Regions from separate parts of the Homo sapiens genome. Here region 2 is linked to region 1. The links are chromatin loops, found by intact Hi-C in ENCODE. Cell type or tissue: prostate gland. All regions are shown on one strand. Links, peaks and the distances in the headings refer to the core of each region. The heading gives the core; the rest is flanking DNA.

Region 1 (8,211 bases), core at 2,179-6,178:
TGCTATTCTCCTGCCTCCAGCCTTTCCTCTTCCAACGCAGTGCCCACATCAGCCACCCAGGTTAGAAGCTGGAATCTTTTTAGAAGGATGATACCCTCTGCTTAAAACCATCCATGGCTCCCTATTGCCCATAGGATAAAGTTGATGGCTTGCAGGGATCTCACAATCTGAAACCCTCTTCTTTCCTTAGCCACATCTCCTGCCTTCTCCCCTCCCCTAACACACACACACACACACACACACACACACACACAGCCCCTAACCACACTTTTTCAAGCCTCTGTTCCTCTGCAGGTATGTCATTTCCCTCGGCTGCTCCACCTGGCAAAGGCTTCATACCCTCCAAGGCTCAGCTCAAATGCCACCTCCTCCAGGAAGCATCCCCTGATTTCCCCAGCCCTTTCTCTTTACTTTGTGCAGAGCCAGGGCCACACACTCAGTGACCAACAGGGCCAGGCAGGAGACCCAAATGACCCATTTATGAACATTTTTCATGTCCACAAAGACATACGTGCTCTCCTATGAAAGCTGAAAATGAGAATGACTTGGTTCCTCTTTCTCTCACTGGATTGCACTTATTTCTGCCACAGCAGAGACCCTGGACAAACTCAATGGCAAATTGCAACTGGCTTATTACCCCAGGGAACAATAGGGAGGGGTGGGGACTGTGGATAACCCCTGTTCTGTAATGCAAGCCCAGCATGGCCAGTTTGCTGGAAGCCTGGAATTTAGGTGACATCTCAGAATACTGACTGTGCCACGATCTGTTCCTGCAACCACTTTCTCTGCATGAAGGTAGTGACTGGGCCATCTTACTCCCACAGCATTTGGCAAGGAGTGTGACCCTTAGACGTTGCCCACTACTGGCTTTTTTTTTTTTTGGAGATGGAGGTCTCACCCTGTCACCCAGGTTGGAGTGTAGTGGTGCAATCATAGCTCACTGCAGCCCTAAGCTGCTGGGCTCAAGCGATCCTCCTGCCTTTGCATCTGCTGTTCCCACTGCCTACCATGCTCTTCCACAGCACCAGCCCATGTCTCCCTCTCTGTGTATTCAGGTCTCCATTCAAAGGTGGAACAGGGCATAAATGCTGGGGGAGGGGAATTCTATGTTAGGGAGAGCGTTCCAAGAAGCTTCTCTGAGAAGATGACCCTCTTTGTATTTTATTCACAGCACAAATCACTGCCTGCTATTATATTCATTGTATTTTTTCAGCATTTACATAGAGCTTCCGATGAACCAGGCATGCTTCTAAAACATTACCAACATAAACCCATTACCAACATTCAATCCTTGCAACAACTCTGTGAGGGAGGAGCAATGATCACTCCTATTTTCCAGATGAGGGAACTGAGGCACAGAGAAGTGTGATGACTTGCCCATGGTCACACAGCAGAGCTGGGATTCAAACCGAGGCAGTCTGGCTCCAGATGTGTTTGTCTTCCTTATTATGTATTTGTTTACTTGACTGTTTAGCATCTGTCACCCCCGACTACCCCTCGACTCCAAGGGCAGGGATGTGTCTGGTTTGTTCCCTGCTGCAACCCCAGTACTCAGATCCAGGCCTGGCTCATAATAGGTATTTAATGACTATTTCTTGGAAGGATGGAGGAAGGGAAACAGGAGGATTAGAGGACTGGAAGGAAGAATCTTTGGCCTTCAGAGCTGAGCCCAATATCAAGATTGTCTTGTCGGAAGCTTCTCAGCCTCCTGAGGGATTTGAGTCAGCCTGTCTGGAGGGGCCCCTGCCTTGCCCGTCCTCACCCTCTAATAGAACCTCTATTTTCTGACCTCTCCCAAGAAGAGGTGCCAAACCTCATTCCCAGCTCCCTGGACCCATGCTGAGCACACTTCCTACAGTGATGGGAGCCCTGGAGGGGAACAGTCAAGGCGAGGGCAGGAAGTCTCCAGAAGGAGGTGGCCTGCAGGGAACAGGCTGTTGAGCGGCCAGCGAGAGGTCCGGGCGGGGCTACCCTGGACCAGATGTGCTCAGGGGATGAGCAGAAGAGAGAGCTGGGAAGGGGCTTGTGTCCTGAGAAATTCTCCTGGGACCCTAAAACAGTGGACTTCACTGAGGGAGCAGTAGAAACACATTTCAGTTTCACCCTGTGAAAGAAATCCCCTTTCCCTATTAATGCAGTGGCTGTGGTGGTGACAAGCACCTCACCAGCCTTGTTTCATTGAATCCTCACAACTCCTTGAGACAGATGCTACAGATGAGGCTCCTGAGGCTCAGAGAGGTAAGTAACCTCTATGAGGTCACACAGCCAGGAAGTGCTAGAGCTAGAAGTGAAACCTACTTCCAGATGATATGTGACAGGATTCCATGGAAAACCAAGGGAGGAGAAGCTGGAAGCCCAGCCTGGAGCTCCTGATTCTACCCACGTGCTCACTCGGTCACTTCACTGAATCTGAATCTCAGTTTTCTCATCTGTGAAATGAGAATAATGGGCAACTGGCATTGTTTGTGACCTGATGAAGGGCTGGCTGTTTTTCTAGGTGTGCCACAGAGGTTATTCTCCTTCACCATCATGGTATGTTGGGTGGTCCACATGCCCCAGAAGTGGAAAAAGAGACTTGGAGGTGTGGAGAGCAGATCCAGGTCACCCAGCCAGGACCACCTCCTTGTTAGGTGTTAATGCCCTGTCCCGACTGAGGCCAGACAATAGCTTGGTTTCAGCTGAGGGACTTGAATAAAGTGAAACACGCTTTGCAGAGCCTCTTGCAGAGGATGTAGGGATGCTGGGGAGGTGGGAGGCTGAGCTGAAGCTGGGAATGGCAGAAGCCATGGCTTCCTTATCCAGCTCACCAGAGCAACAGAAAGGAAGGAGCGAGGCATGGGACTCAAACACAAGGGCTCCAGAGCGGATGAGTCTGGGTTCTCCACCTCCTTGCCCTTCTCCCCACCCGCTGGCAGATTGGGACCCTGTGGCTGGGTAAGTTTCTTGAGTTGCCACTTTTCAGGTATCTCAGGGTGCCAGAGAAGAGAAGCAAGGGCAGAGGGTGAGCTGTGCTGACCTGGTTGTAAGAGAAGAGTGACTTCTCAGGGGGCGCTTCTGGAGGCATGTGGGGCCTCCGCTGCCTCCCAGAGTCGAGATTCCAAGCCCACACCCAGAACAGCACACCAAGTGCGTGCCACAGGCTGGCTCCCAGCATGGGCAGAAGTCACTCACCCCAGCTGCCTTCTTGACCACATCCTGAGCAAGCTGTAAGCATCCCCAGCACCAGCCACCCTTTGGCTACAATGTGTTCATAGCTTGGGGATTATTTGCAAGAGTGGACCCAAGGCTGACGTCAGGGGATTAACTAAATATGGTGCTGGACCTCCCAGTCCAGTGGGATATGCGCAGGGGAGAAAATTTGTTTACAGGCCAGCTCCAGGGGCTGGGGCGGTGTTTATGGGGAGAGGCACAAGCTGGATGGCTGGGAAGATACTTAGGGCTTGTGTACGGGACCCATTATTGGGGGCTACAGGGGCTTCCTGGCCTGGAAGGACAGATGTCCATCAAATGCTCTTGCTGGGGACCTTCTGTGACTAGGAATGGCTGCTGGGGAGATGGTTACAAGGGCAGCTAGGTGTCCAATAAAGTAATGAGGCTGAGTTTGCAAGGGCGTGTTCTCATGGAACTTGGTTCCGTCTGGGTCTGGGCTCGAGCCTCAGCTCAGTCCTCAGGTAGGCAGGGTCTAGATTGCTCAGGCCATAGTAAGGCATTGGTCTTGATTCTAAGAACAAGGAGGTGCTAAGAGGTTTTCAGCAAGGAGTGACATGATGTGGTTTGCTTCTTGAAAAGATTTGTCTACTAGGAATAAAATGGTCTGTGTACTAGGTAGATAGGTTTCTAACCAGTTAGGAGCCCCTGGTAGCCACATAGGTAAGCAGAGGTGATGCTCACAGCTGTGAGTTGTTGGGAGGACAAAATGGGAAGAACTTGTTGATAGATGTGTGGGTAGGGAGGGAGGGGAAAGTGTGGAGAGTCTGGTTTCTGAGTCAGAGTGTTGGCAGGAGATGGACAACCCACTCAAATGAGGTGATTAACGAGAACTTAGTCAGGGGAGGACTGACAAAAGGGTAGACAGTACAAGGGATCCCTACCACGCTCCGGGTCCAGTGAAGGCGAGAACTCACTGTTCCTAGACTGAGGGGCTAGAGCAGGAAGTAGTTAAGGCACCCAAGGAGTGTGGCTGTGGCCAACCCGCACACCTCTGACAAGGAGGGAGCTGGAGGGTTTGTACCCAACCGCACGCTCCACGCCTGCAGTTGTGGATCAAACCAGAGGTCAGAGGGCAAACAGCCTATTGAGATTTTCAAGCAGGTCAGCCTGTAGGGCACAGAACAGACAGGGATCTGGAGACAGAGATCCCCGGAGAGGAAGGAAACGCTTTTAAGGCTCAAGGAGTAGTGTTCTAATGGGAGGATGCCAGGCAGTGGCGTGAATATTTTGGGTGGGGGGGTCTCCCTGAGTCGGTGAGCTCATCAGCTGCTTTTCCTGGCCTCTAAGCAGGTGGGCTGTCTGGGTTCAGGGGCATAAGCTCCTTGTTTTTGCCCATTCTTATGGAGTCCTAAGCTCCGTCGTGGCCCCTTCCAAACCCGAAAGAAAATGGGACAGTCTGTTAGGCAGCCCGTGCCGCTCTGCTCTGCTGCAGTGACTCAGTGCGAGCTCCCACATGTGGGCGTGGGACCAGGGAGGAAATTCTCTCCTGACACGGAGCTAATTCTGTCCTGGGGCTGGCAGCCAGGCCTGTGGCTGGAACATCTGCAGACACTGTGTGGTTTCCAGGTTCCCGAGTCTGTCAGAGCCTGGGGATACAGGGATCTGGAGGTGTCTCTGGAGCCATCCTTGGGAGATGAGAGGCCCCTTCTCTCTGCCCTGGAGGGTAGGAGATCTGGTGAATGGACTGGCCCAGAAGGCAGCAGGCAAAGACATCAGCACCTACAGTCGTCCAGGCCAGGGGGAGGCTGGTATGCTGCTCAGGAGAGACATTTTTGAGGGCAAGAGTGGTGACTGGCCCGCCTCATTACATTTCAGCTGCTGGTTGAGGCTGTGATCTTGTGCTTTGGGGTCAAAAAGTCCTTGGTTCAAATCCCGAGCTGATGCTTAAAGGCTGTGTGAATCTGGACTAGTCACTTCACCTCTCTGAGTCCCTATTTGCAAATCTATGGAACGGTCTATGTGGATCACACTGAGGCAGAAGTTATGGAAGTCCCAGGCACAGTTCTAGGCTCTGGGGATACACCATAAACAAGAGAGACCAAGTCCCTCTTTTCTATGATTTAGAGAGGGTCATGCACTCTCTGGGCCTTAGTTTCCCCTGCTACAAGAGATGGTCCTCCGAGGGGCCTCCCAGCTCCTTTTGGAGGCTGACAGAATTGGAGGAGAGGTGTCTGAGCCATCTGGCTGGACTGTCAGGGTGGGTCATGTGGGGAGAAGATGGGGACAGGAGCCAGGCCAAACATGGTCATTTGCAGAGCGAGGAATGTTTCCAGTTTCCCTGATGGGCTCTTACGCCCACAGGCCCTGATAAAGCCCCTGCATTTGGCCTGTGGCCTGCTTTCAGGAAGAGGTTAGTGGTAGCCTGCGATGAAAGAGACAGCAGATTGACAGAGTGGCTGCTGGAAGCTTGGGCTGGCTAGGCGCACAGGTGAGGAATGTTGCAGGTGAGGGGCAGCCGAGCCTGTCAGAGGGGGAGGGCTGACCCGTGACCGGTGTGCAGGAGGTGGAGAAAACATGGGAAGAGAGAGGAGGAGGTGGAGACTGAGAAGACAGGGAGACTGCAGAGAGATGGAAGAGACGGAGAGGGCCAGGAACAAAGAGAGGCAAACACAGAGACTGGGGGAGAGAGAGAGGCAGAAAGAACAAGTCAGATATGAGACAGAGGAGAGTAAGAACAGGACAGAGGTGGAAGCAGGGAAAGAGACAAAGGACAGAGAGACCAGGGCAGAAAAGGAGCCAGTGCTTTGCGATGTAAAGAACCCATTGGGCAAAGGGGTTTAATCAAGGAAGCAGAAGGTAAATATCTGCTGCCCAGATGGTCCCCGGCCCTGCTGTACACTGAGCCCATAGGACACACACCGGCAGGGGAACAGCCAGAGGAGGTGAGGCCCTGGATCCATATGAACTTGGGTTTTGAATCCCAGTCCTGGTAATGGCAAGGAGAACTCACTGTCTCTAGGCTGAGGGGCAAGAGGGAGCAGTGGTTCTTGGTGCCTGGAGAGTATAGCTGTGGCCAAGTCGACCCATGGAGACCCTACAGGGAAGGAGCTGGAGGGTAAACACCCAACCTTGCTGTCCTCCAGCCCTGCAATCCCTGCTTAACACTGTCATCGATCAACCAACCAGGCAGGTGTGAGGCAAGCTACTTGCTCCCCTGCCTCAGCTTCAGACATCCCCGTTGGTAAAGTGGGACTGATACCAGTGACCTTGCAGGGTTAGGGGGAGGCTGCAGAGAGAAAAGGTGTGCTCTCACCCACGGTGTGCTGCATCCCAGCAGCCACACCAGCTCTGGGGCGCAGAAGGCTCCACATGTCCTTGGAGGATGGATGAATAAATGAATGATCCCCGCCTCCAAAGGCTTCTCCTGTAACCGAGATTGGAGGCATTTCACATTCAGGCTATTAACCAGAGGCAGAGGGACCTGGGGGAGAAAATTGCAGGGGACCCGGAGCCCTGCCTTGCTCCGTCTGTAAAATGCACACCCTGAATCTTGCCAGATTGATTTTCTGGGGGCCCTTGGGAGGTTCCACTGGGGCAAAAGCCAGAGTTTTGTGGAATGTTCCAAGGAGGCGAAGCAGTGGACAGAGAGTGAGCTTGTCAATTCAGCAGGGTTTGGGCTTGAAGCCTGTCTCTGAGCATTCCTTCAGAATGGCTAATTGGACCTACCTTACTTACCTGAGCTCTCTGTGTGACCTTGGGCACGTTAGTTACCTTCTCTGTGCCTGTTTTCTCATTAGTAGCAGTGCTTACAACAGTGGCTGGACTGTAGTGAGGACTGTACGTGTATTTGTTTAATAAAACTTAAGCCAATAATGTCCATTGGAGGCTTTTGTTCTGCATGGCAGGAGAAGCCAGATGTGACCTTGAGGCCCTGTCCCTTTCCCAGCAAGGGTCCGGCAGCGGGGGTGTGGGCAGGACACAACTGTCTGCCTGGTGACCATCCCACCCCCAGCAGGGGCTGGGCTCGACGAGGAAGGACTAGGGCCCAGGACTCTTTGCACAGCCTCTCCTGGCTGGGCTGACGTTGTTACTTCCTTTGGCCGGTCCAAGTTCATTCCCGCCTAACGGGGAAAACGGGTGGAGCTCTGAGGGCTGCATGTTTGGCCCCCTGCCTGGCCACTGTGGCTCGGTCAGGGATTCAGTAACCAAGACTCTGAGCTGGGCACCACCCAAGCATGAGCCCCAGGCAGGGATCGGAGTGTTTGTTTGTTTGTTTTGGGGTTTCCTGGACCTCAGGAGAGGAGGGAGGGTTGACATAATTATACCCCTCCATCCCTCCACTTCTCCATCAGGGGCCCCCAGAAGTCCCTGCGCTTGTATTTTCTTTCTTCACTGTGCTCATTTCCCAGTAGCCCTATTTCCCAGTCCCGTGACCCCTCCCACCCTCTCTCCCATGGAGCCATTCTAATGTGTTCAATGTGCGTCTGGCTATTTGGCTGGATTCTTGCAAAACGTGTGTTGCCGCTTTGCAGACATGTTCTCAATGTACCACAGCACTATTAGGGTCCTGATAGCCAGCACCTGTGTGGCTCTTTGTTGAACTGACCTGAGGCTGGGAGTGGCTGGGAATGCACACTCCAGGACAGGGCGGAGGCATGCAAATACTCCTGGAATGTGACCTGCACTGTTCCCAGGGTCCTTGATGGGTGTGAGCCAAGGCCACCCTCTGTAGGACGCTGTGGGATGCTGCACCCCTGCCTGGCCTCCTCCCACTTCCTCACTCCCTCACCAGTTTTTCCTGAAATGCTTCCTTAATAAATCACTTTTGCCAGAATCGTCAGTTGAGGATTTGCTTCTGGGGAAAGAAGACATATCCAAAAACGATGCACATGGACACCTCCCTGTGTGTTTCCTTGCAGGGAGGTGGGGCACTGCCTGGATATTCACTCAGGAGCCATCACAGAGGGTTCGCAGATACCTGCAGCATGGCATGAGGTGCCTGTGCTCCCACCCGGCCAACCTGGGAAGCGTCCAGCTTTCTAGTTCTTGCCACAGTCTAGA
Region 2 (8,211 bases), core at 1,607-5,606, 89 kb before region 1:
TTCAACCAGAGGAACAGAACCAGTGGGGGTGTATATGAAGAGATGTATTTATTGTAAGGCTTACCTGAGTGTGGGGCTGGCTGGGCAAATCTGAAATCCATCATGCAGCCATCAGGAGGGCACGCTGTAACTCTCGAGGAGGACCTGGATCTGCAGTCTACGGGTGGAATTTCTTCTTCCTGGAAACTTCAGTTCTCCTCTTAAGGCCTTTGAATCCCACCCAGATTATGTAGGGTAATCTCCTTTACTTAATGTCAACTGATTATAAACATCAGTGACGTCTACAAAATACCTTCAGAGTGACCAGCCTAGTTTGAGACAACTGCCACCCTGTAACCAAGGAAGGGGAGAGTGTCTAGACTAACAGACTCCTCAAACTACTTGGAATGAGAGAGAGAGTCATTTCTCAAAGCAAAGGCTTACCCAAGGCTCCACTAGGATTTAATTCAGAGCAACAAACAAATAAGAAAGAGTTTACTAATAAATGAAGAAAGAAATTACCTCCAGAGCCTTTTTATTTTGTATGTGAATAAAGATAGAGAAAGGTGAAAAACAAAACAACTACCTTTACAACACGCTCTAAATAAGTGTTTGATTGATTAATGTGGTCTATAGCCTAGCCAAGGTGAGGCATACAACTGATCATCACACACGGCAACGAGAAATCAAACGACAGTGAGGGGTGTGAGAATAGTATTTACTTTTTCTCTGGTTGCTAATGGAGAAAGGCTCAGTTGGTGTGACTACATCTTTAACACTTTTCTAAAGCTCAGCAATGGTCCTTTATAATGAACAGTAACCCAATCACAGTGGCTCACAAGAGCCAGTTGTAGCAACCCAGCTGTTGTTCTTGGTCACTCTGATTCCCGCTCCACTCCCTCTCCCTCTCCCTCATGATGCTCCAGCCTCACTGTCTCCTTCTTTTATATATATATATATATATATATATATTATACTTTAAGTTCTAGGGTACATGTGCACAACGTGCAGGTTTGTTACATATGTATACATGTGCCATGTTGGTGTGCTGCACCCATTAACTCGTCATTTACATTAGGTATATCTCCTAATGCTATCCCTCCCCCCTTCCCCCACCCCACAACAGGACCCCGGTGTGTGATGTTCCCCTTCCTGTGTCCAAGTGTTCTCATTGTTCAATTCCCACCTGTGAGTGAGAACATGCAGTGTTTAGTTTTTTGTCCTTGCGATAGTTTGCTGAGAATGATGGTTTCCAGCTTCATCCATGTCCCTACAAAGGACATGAACTCATCCTTTTTTATGGCTGCATAGTATTCCATGGTGTATATGTGCCACATTTTCTTAATCCAGTCTATTATTGTTGGACATTTGGGTTGGTTCCAAGTCTTTGCCCTTGTGAGTAGTGCCACAATAAACATATGTGTGCATGTGTCTTTATAGCAGCATGATTTATATTCCTTTGGGTATATACCCAATAATGGGATGGCTGGGTCAAATGGTATTTCTAGTTCTAGATCCCTGAGGAATTGCCATACTGTATCCTTCTTATTCCTTACAAATGTCAGATCACTCCTGCCTCCTGGCCTTTGCACTGGCCGTTGCCTCCATCTGGTGTACCCTTCCCCTAGACGACCATTCATCCAATTCCCTCCCTTCCTTCCAGTCTTGTGCCACTGCTACCTTCTCAGTGAACTCCATCAACTAGCCCATTTAAATGTCACAGCTCTGATCCTTTTACCCACTTCTACACTTATCACTTCTTACGTTCTATTTAATTATTCACTACCTTTTTAGAATGTAAGTTCTTCTCCCTTCCCCTTGGGAGACAAGCTGCAAATAGAGTGAAGAGACTGTTTACTTTGACCCCAGGTTGAATCCTGTGTCTTCTACCCACTGGCTGGATGCTGTTGTGCAGATTCTTTGGCCTCTGTGGTCATTGGTCTTCTCATCTGTAAAATGGGCTAAGCATGCCCACCCCATGGATTATAATGAGAATCAAATGGGATGATGCACAGAAAGTCCCCATTTCCACTGTTCACCATTCTAAACATTCTCATTGATTTTTAAAGGAAATGGTCACACACACACACACACACACACCCCCCAAATACTCAAGTGCCGTGCTTTTTCTCCTCCTCCGCTCATCTCCTTCCTCCTTCCCTTCAGGGCCCCCTGTCCTTGTTCCTACCAGACCACGCCCTCCTTGCTGTCAGGAATAGTCCTGCTCAGTCCTTTAGGCTTTCGTATGAATCCTAAGCGTGAATCAGGTAAGCCACTGGGGTCTTCATTCCAGGAGCTTTTTGACCTTAGCAAATTTAAAAATGGCTGAGGTCATGGTCATAGTTCTGGTAAAAACCCAAATAACCCAAATAACTCCTAAGAGGAGAAAAATTATAAAGTCAAAACACTTCCATCCATCCCTAATTTCCCTTCCCAAGGGTGCGTCACTATTAACCATTCAGAGTGGATCCTTCTGTCATTTTCCTGTGCACACACAAACACGTGGATTGGATTTATGCAATGGATTTACATCCTACCTATTGTTTTTATAACTTGCTTTTAAAAAAAATCAACAATGCATTTTGATTTTGGGTGTTTCTTCTAATTCTTTTCAGATCAGCACTAACTTATTCTTTTTTTTTTATTATACTGTAAGTTCTAGGGTACATGTGCACAATGTGCAGGTTTGTTACATATGTATACATGTGCCATGTTGGTGTGCTGCACCTGTTAACTCATCATTTACATTAGGTATATCTCCTAATGCTATCCCTCCCCCCTCCCCCCACCCCACGACAGGCCCTGGTGTGTGATGTTCCCCACCCTGTGTCCAAGTGTTCTCATTGTTCAGTTCCCACCTACGAGTGAGAACATGCGGTGTTTGGTTTTCTGTCTTTGTGATAGTTTGCTCAGAATGATTTCTAGCTTCATCCATGTCCCTACAAAGGACATGAACTCATCCTTTTTTATGGCTGCATAGTATTCCATGGTGTATATGTGCCAAATTTTCTTAATCCAGTCTATCATTGACGGACATTTGGATTGGTTCCAAGTCTTTGCTATTGTGAATAGTGCCACAATGAACATACGTGTGCATGTGTCTTTAGAGCAGCATGATTTATAATCCTTTGGGTATATGCCCAGTAATGGGATGGCTGGGTCAAATGATATTTCTAGTTCTAGATCTTTGAGGAATTGCCACACTGTCTTCCACAATGGTTGAACTAGTTTACAGTCCCACCAACAGTGTGAAAGTGTTCCTATTTCTCCACATCCTCTCCAGCACCTGTTGTTTCCTGACTTTTTAATGATTGCCATTCTAACTGGTATAAGGTGGTATCTCACTGTGGTTTTGATTTGCATTTCTCTGATGGCCAGTGATGATGAGCATTTTTTCATGTGTCTGTTGGCTGCATAAATGTCTTCTTTTGAGAATTGTCTATTCATATACTTTGCCCACTTTTTGATGGGGTTGTTTGAGTTTTTTCTTGTAAATTTGTTTAAGTTCTTTGTAGATTCTGTATATTAGCCCTTTGTCAGATGGGTAGATTGTAAATATTTTCTCCCATTCTGTAGGTTGCCTGTTCACTCTGATGGTAGTTTCTTTTACTGTGCAGAAGCAGCACTACCTTATTCTTTCTATATTAGCATAATCTTTCTTGGGAAAGTGACTTCTCAGCCTCAGTGTTCTCATCTGTACAATTGACATGATGACAGAATCTGCCTGAGAGGGTTGGCAGTGACCCTTTAGTATTGATAATGCAACCCCATTGTATGGGTGGGTCCTAGTTTGTTAACTAGTTCCTGATGGGTGGACTTCTAGGTAATCTCCACTGTTTGCTAGTACAGGTCCACAATCCCTTATCCAACCACCTGGAGCCACCTGTATTTTGGGATTCAGTGTTTATAGATTTTAGGTGGGTTTTAAGGTATATATATCATATACTATGTAATAAAACCAGAGATTGGAGGGGGCTCAGAGCAGCATCCTATAATCAAACACATGGATAAATTCTTCAGTGCAACACATAAATATACCCACTAAGTGGCATAAATAAAGACTATAAATAGCCTCACGTTTCTTCAGGGAGGGTTTCGTGCCAAGTAAGTGTTGGCTCCAAACTTAGGATGGAAACACATTCAATTTTCAGAGCTTCTTGGATTTTTAAATTATAGATAAGTACATGACTACATACTTGGGCAAATATTTCTGTAAGATAAATTTCTAGGAAAAAAATGTTGGGTTGAAAAGTCTGTTCATTTTAAAACTTTTTATAATGGTTTATAAATGTCCACCCTAGATCACCCTGTGAGCAGTGTTTGTTCTAAGCTGGGGCTCCTATGGAAGCGGACATTCTTGCGCTCCTGCATCTAGGGGTGGGTGGAGGTTTGTGGGGGTGGGCCAGGGGGCCTTGAAGTCCTTGGAGAGAGAGATGCATGGAGGCTGCACCGGGCGCCTGCCAAGGGAGTTGGGGCTGTGTGAGCAGGAGGAGAAGCCAGGCTTGGAGAGACTGGAGCTAAAGGAAGTGCAATCTGAGCTCCCCAAGGTCTGCAGAGAAGGCACTTGAAGTCTCCAGGGAAGCTGGCCTCAGAGGCTGGAGCTGCTCGAGGCAGCTGGTGTTGGAATGAGCTCTGGCCCTCTTCCCATCCCAGAGCCATGAGCTCCGGGGCAGGACCTGGGCTGTGTTTCCTTCCAAGTTTCTCCATCTGTTTTCATCAGAAGGAAAATGATTGTGTGTGGAAATGGAAGGCCTGCTGCGGCCACAGCTGTTGGAGCGGGTGGCATGAGGGTGGTGTGAGGCGGGAGTTCTGGGTGAACTTGGCAGGTGCTGGGTACCTCCTTTGTCAGGGGCACAATGTAGGGACATGAAATAACCCCAACATGGTCCACGATCTTCTTCCCACGGTGGGGTTGGTACAGGTGCAGTGCCTGGCACTCAGTAGGTGCTTTCTATAGAATAGATGGAAGGAAGAACAGAAAGGGAAAGAAAGAAGCCATGTGACCTGGGCAGGTCAGAACTAGAACAGTCTTTGATGGTCACCCTATGTCCCCATTTTACAGAAAGGGAAGTGGGAGCACAGAGAGGTCAAGGGGCTTGCCCAAGGTCACCCAGCTAGTGGACCTCCTCAAGTCTCTCTAGCCTCTTCTCTCTGGAGAATCCCGGGGTGGGGGATGCCAGAGGGAGAGCTGCTATCATGGCTCATTTCTGTCTGACTCGGCTGGATGTTGAGGCACCCCATTTCTTTGGCCTCAAGCTCCTCATCTGTCAAATGTATGTTCTGTTTCTGACCTGCTGCCTCTGCTTGGGGGCCAGGTTTGGGGTAAAGGGGTTTAAGAATCAAAGCTGATGACATCCCTCCCCTGCTTAAAATCTTTTTGTGGTTCCACACTGCCCTCAAAATAAAGATGTGTGTCCCGGATGTGACTGTGTGGGCTGGCCCTGACTGTACCCCAACCCCTCCGACTCTGTCCTCTTGCTCTCCCACCTGCTGGTGGTTTCTTCCCTATTCAGGCCCCTTCCCTTCCCAGGGCCTTTGCGCAGCCCTCTCCTTCTGGTTTGACTCCTAGATTGTGGAGCTGGAACACCTGCTTCAAATCCCAGTGCTCCCACTTCCCAGCTGGGCAGCCTTGGAAAAGTTACTTCCCCTCTCTGGGCATCAGCTTCCTCCTCTGCAAAATGGGGCTGACAATAATAAAACCTGCCTCTTAGGGTTGTTGTAATGAACAATTACATGTTAATACACATGTGGGCTAAGAGCTCAGTCAGCGACAGTTCTTAGGACTCTGATACGATTTGGCTCTGTGTTCCCACCCAAATCTCATCTCAAATTGTCATCCCTACATGTCGAGGAAGGGTCCTGGTGGGAGGTGATTGGATCATGGGGGTGGTTCCCCCATGCTGTTCCCATGATAGTGAGGGAGTTCTCACGAGATCTGATGGTTTAAAAGTGTGCGGCTTCCTTTGCCTTCTCCTCCTACTGCCATGTAAGACCTGCTTTGCTTCCCCTTTGCCTTCTGCCGTGATTGTTAAGTTTCCTGAGGCCTCCCCAGCCATGTTGAACTGTTAGTCAATTAAACCTCTTCCTTTATAAATTACCCTGTGTCAGGTATTCTTTATAGCCATGTGAAAACAGACTAATACAGACTCCTTCTTGCAGCCCTGGGTCCTCTCCTTTGCTGCTGTGCCACGATTATTATTTCCTCTGAAGTGTGACCATTTGACTATACCTGTCTCCCTGCCAGACTGTCATCTCTGGGAGGGTAGAGCCAAGTCTGTCTCATCCACAGCTGTCTCCCAGCACCCAACACACCCACTTACACAGTAAGTGGAAGCTCCAGAAATACCTAATGCATCTTGGTGTACCCTGACATGACTCCATTGTTGTGACCATGGAACTCTGACTTCTCCAGGTTACATGTGTCCAGTAAGCCCCAGCTGCACTTCTCCCCCTCCCCCGCCGCTCTCTTTTTAGAAAGACAGTTATCTCTGCAGAGACTGCTCTGTGCCTGCGTCCCGGGACATCTGGCCATGGCCTCAGTCTGCTGGGGTCAGTCCATTTAGTATGGTCACTGCTAGTCTAATTAGATCCATCAAGATGAAAACAGAGAAATGGCGCATCCTGCATGCTCCCAATTAACTCAGGAGTACCTCCAGGCACTGCTATTGACTCTGGGTCCCCTTCATCTGGGTTGGCTGCCTTTGGGAGCTAAGAAATGCAATTATTTCTTGGCCAGTGGTTGGAGGGAGTTGGGTGACCCAGGTCAGCCTGTCCTCTCTGTCTACTCCAGACAGAGCCATAGGGTAGTGATGGGGTACAAGAAAATGGACATATGGTCAGAGTGCCCAATACTGGCCTTCCCATTTCTTGTGCTTTAGTTTATAAAAACAGTGATGGCCATGAGTTTAATTATTTTCCCCCCAACTGGCTGTTGAAGAAGAGATCCTCCAAAACATTCTCAAACCCTGCAAGCCTTTGCCACTTTCAGTTCATCATCTTCTACTCATCATTCTGTTTCCACTATTACCCCCCAGCAACCTGTGCTCTACCCTGCAGCCAGGCTGATCTTCCCAAAGGGCAATCTGTCTCTCTTCTGTTTATAGCCCTCTATGGCTCCCTATTGCCGTGGATAAATCCCAGACCTCTGATAAAGATCTACAAGGCCCTTTGTGATCTGGCCCCTCCTGACCTTTCCAACCTTAGTTCTTGCCCTCTCTCCATCTCTGCCTCAGTGCCTTTCACCTTATGATTTAGGCAAAAGGGATGTCTTTAACTTTCTTGACTAAGCTTTGTCACTATTGGAGCCTCCAGGCTTTTGCACATGCTGTTCCCTTTGCCAGGAACACCATCTCCCTCTTTGCTTGGTTCAAGTCAATTTATTTTTGAGAATCTTTCCCGATGTCCCCATGAAGACCCTCACTGGATCACACATCATTTGTCAAATGCTCTGGCCTTTCTCCTAGATGTTTAACTTTGCAAGGTCAGGAACTGATGCTTATTTACTCATTATATCCTCAGTTCCTGGCACACAGTAGGTGCTCAATAAATGTTTGTAACATAATCTAAAAAATGAGTGTTTCAGAATGTATGATACCAGTGGTTCCTGATAATACTGATGATGATGATGATAATAATAATAACAATAATAAAAGTGGAAAGCTAAGGTGGATGTTACCATTCTCATTTTATAGTTGAGGAAATGGAGGCTCACAAAAATGGAATGCACCAGTGCAAGGACCTTCTAGTTTTGGAAACTCACAGAACCAGCCCCACCTCCTCTCCTCTGTGCATATCAAACTGGGAGGCCATGCAACCTGGTGGTGGAGGTCATCAGCCCCTTCTTGGTGCAGGCACATTGCAGCTTAGGAAGCTTCTCCACTTATAGCTGCCCTTTCCCAACTCATTGTCCCAGTCTGAGCCCCGAGTCTCACGTGGACTATTGTAGCAGCCTCCTACAAAGATTTCTATAATAGGTCTCCCTGCTGGAGTCTGCCCTCTGTGCACTGCGGGGAGTCAGAAACCCCAGCTGCTCTCATGTTCCTAATCTTAACAGCCCTCAATGGCTGCTTTTTGCCAGTGAAATGAAGTCCCAGGCTCCTTCGGGCTGACATCGAACACCCTGCACAATTGGCCCCCAGCCCCCATGAACCTTCCCGACCTCTTGTCCAGCTTCCATTTTTACTCTTGTATTTGCCCCACCCTCCAGCCTAACCAATCCAATCCTTGTTTGTA

The links. Peaks named below come from ENCODE experiments on the same cell type or tissue, not always from the same donor. Only the 100,000 strongest peaks of a DNase experiment are listed, where the experiment ranks them.
Region 2: a loop joins it to region 1, with 2.1 times the contacts of the local background. A loop is called at or near these places in 2 of 110 quality-filtered maps.

What each region holds. Positions count from the first base shown.
Region 1 is chr12:108,302,207-108,310,417 of GRCh38, reverse strand. The region is part of intron 2 of CMKLR1 (chemerin chemokine-like receptor 1); the gene reads left to right. Among named protein-coding and RNA genes, the nearest start is that of CMKLR1, 33 kb to the left of the region's middle. RefSeq lists enhancers at 4,231-4,752, 6,323-6,844. In prostate gland, for the core only: no CTCF peak of the experiment used is centred there; a DNase peak (open chromatin) is centred at 4,677; H3K27ac peaks cover 1,124 bases.
Region 2 is chr12:108,390,819-108,399,029 of GRCh38, reverse strand. No RefSeq gene overlaps it. Among named protein-coding and RNA genes, the nearest start is that of CMKLR1, 56 kb to the right of the region's middle. RefSeq lists an enhancer at 7,984-8,211. In prostate gland, for the core only: no CTCF peak of the experiment used is centred there; no DNase peak of the experiment used is centred there.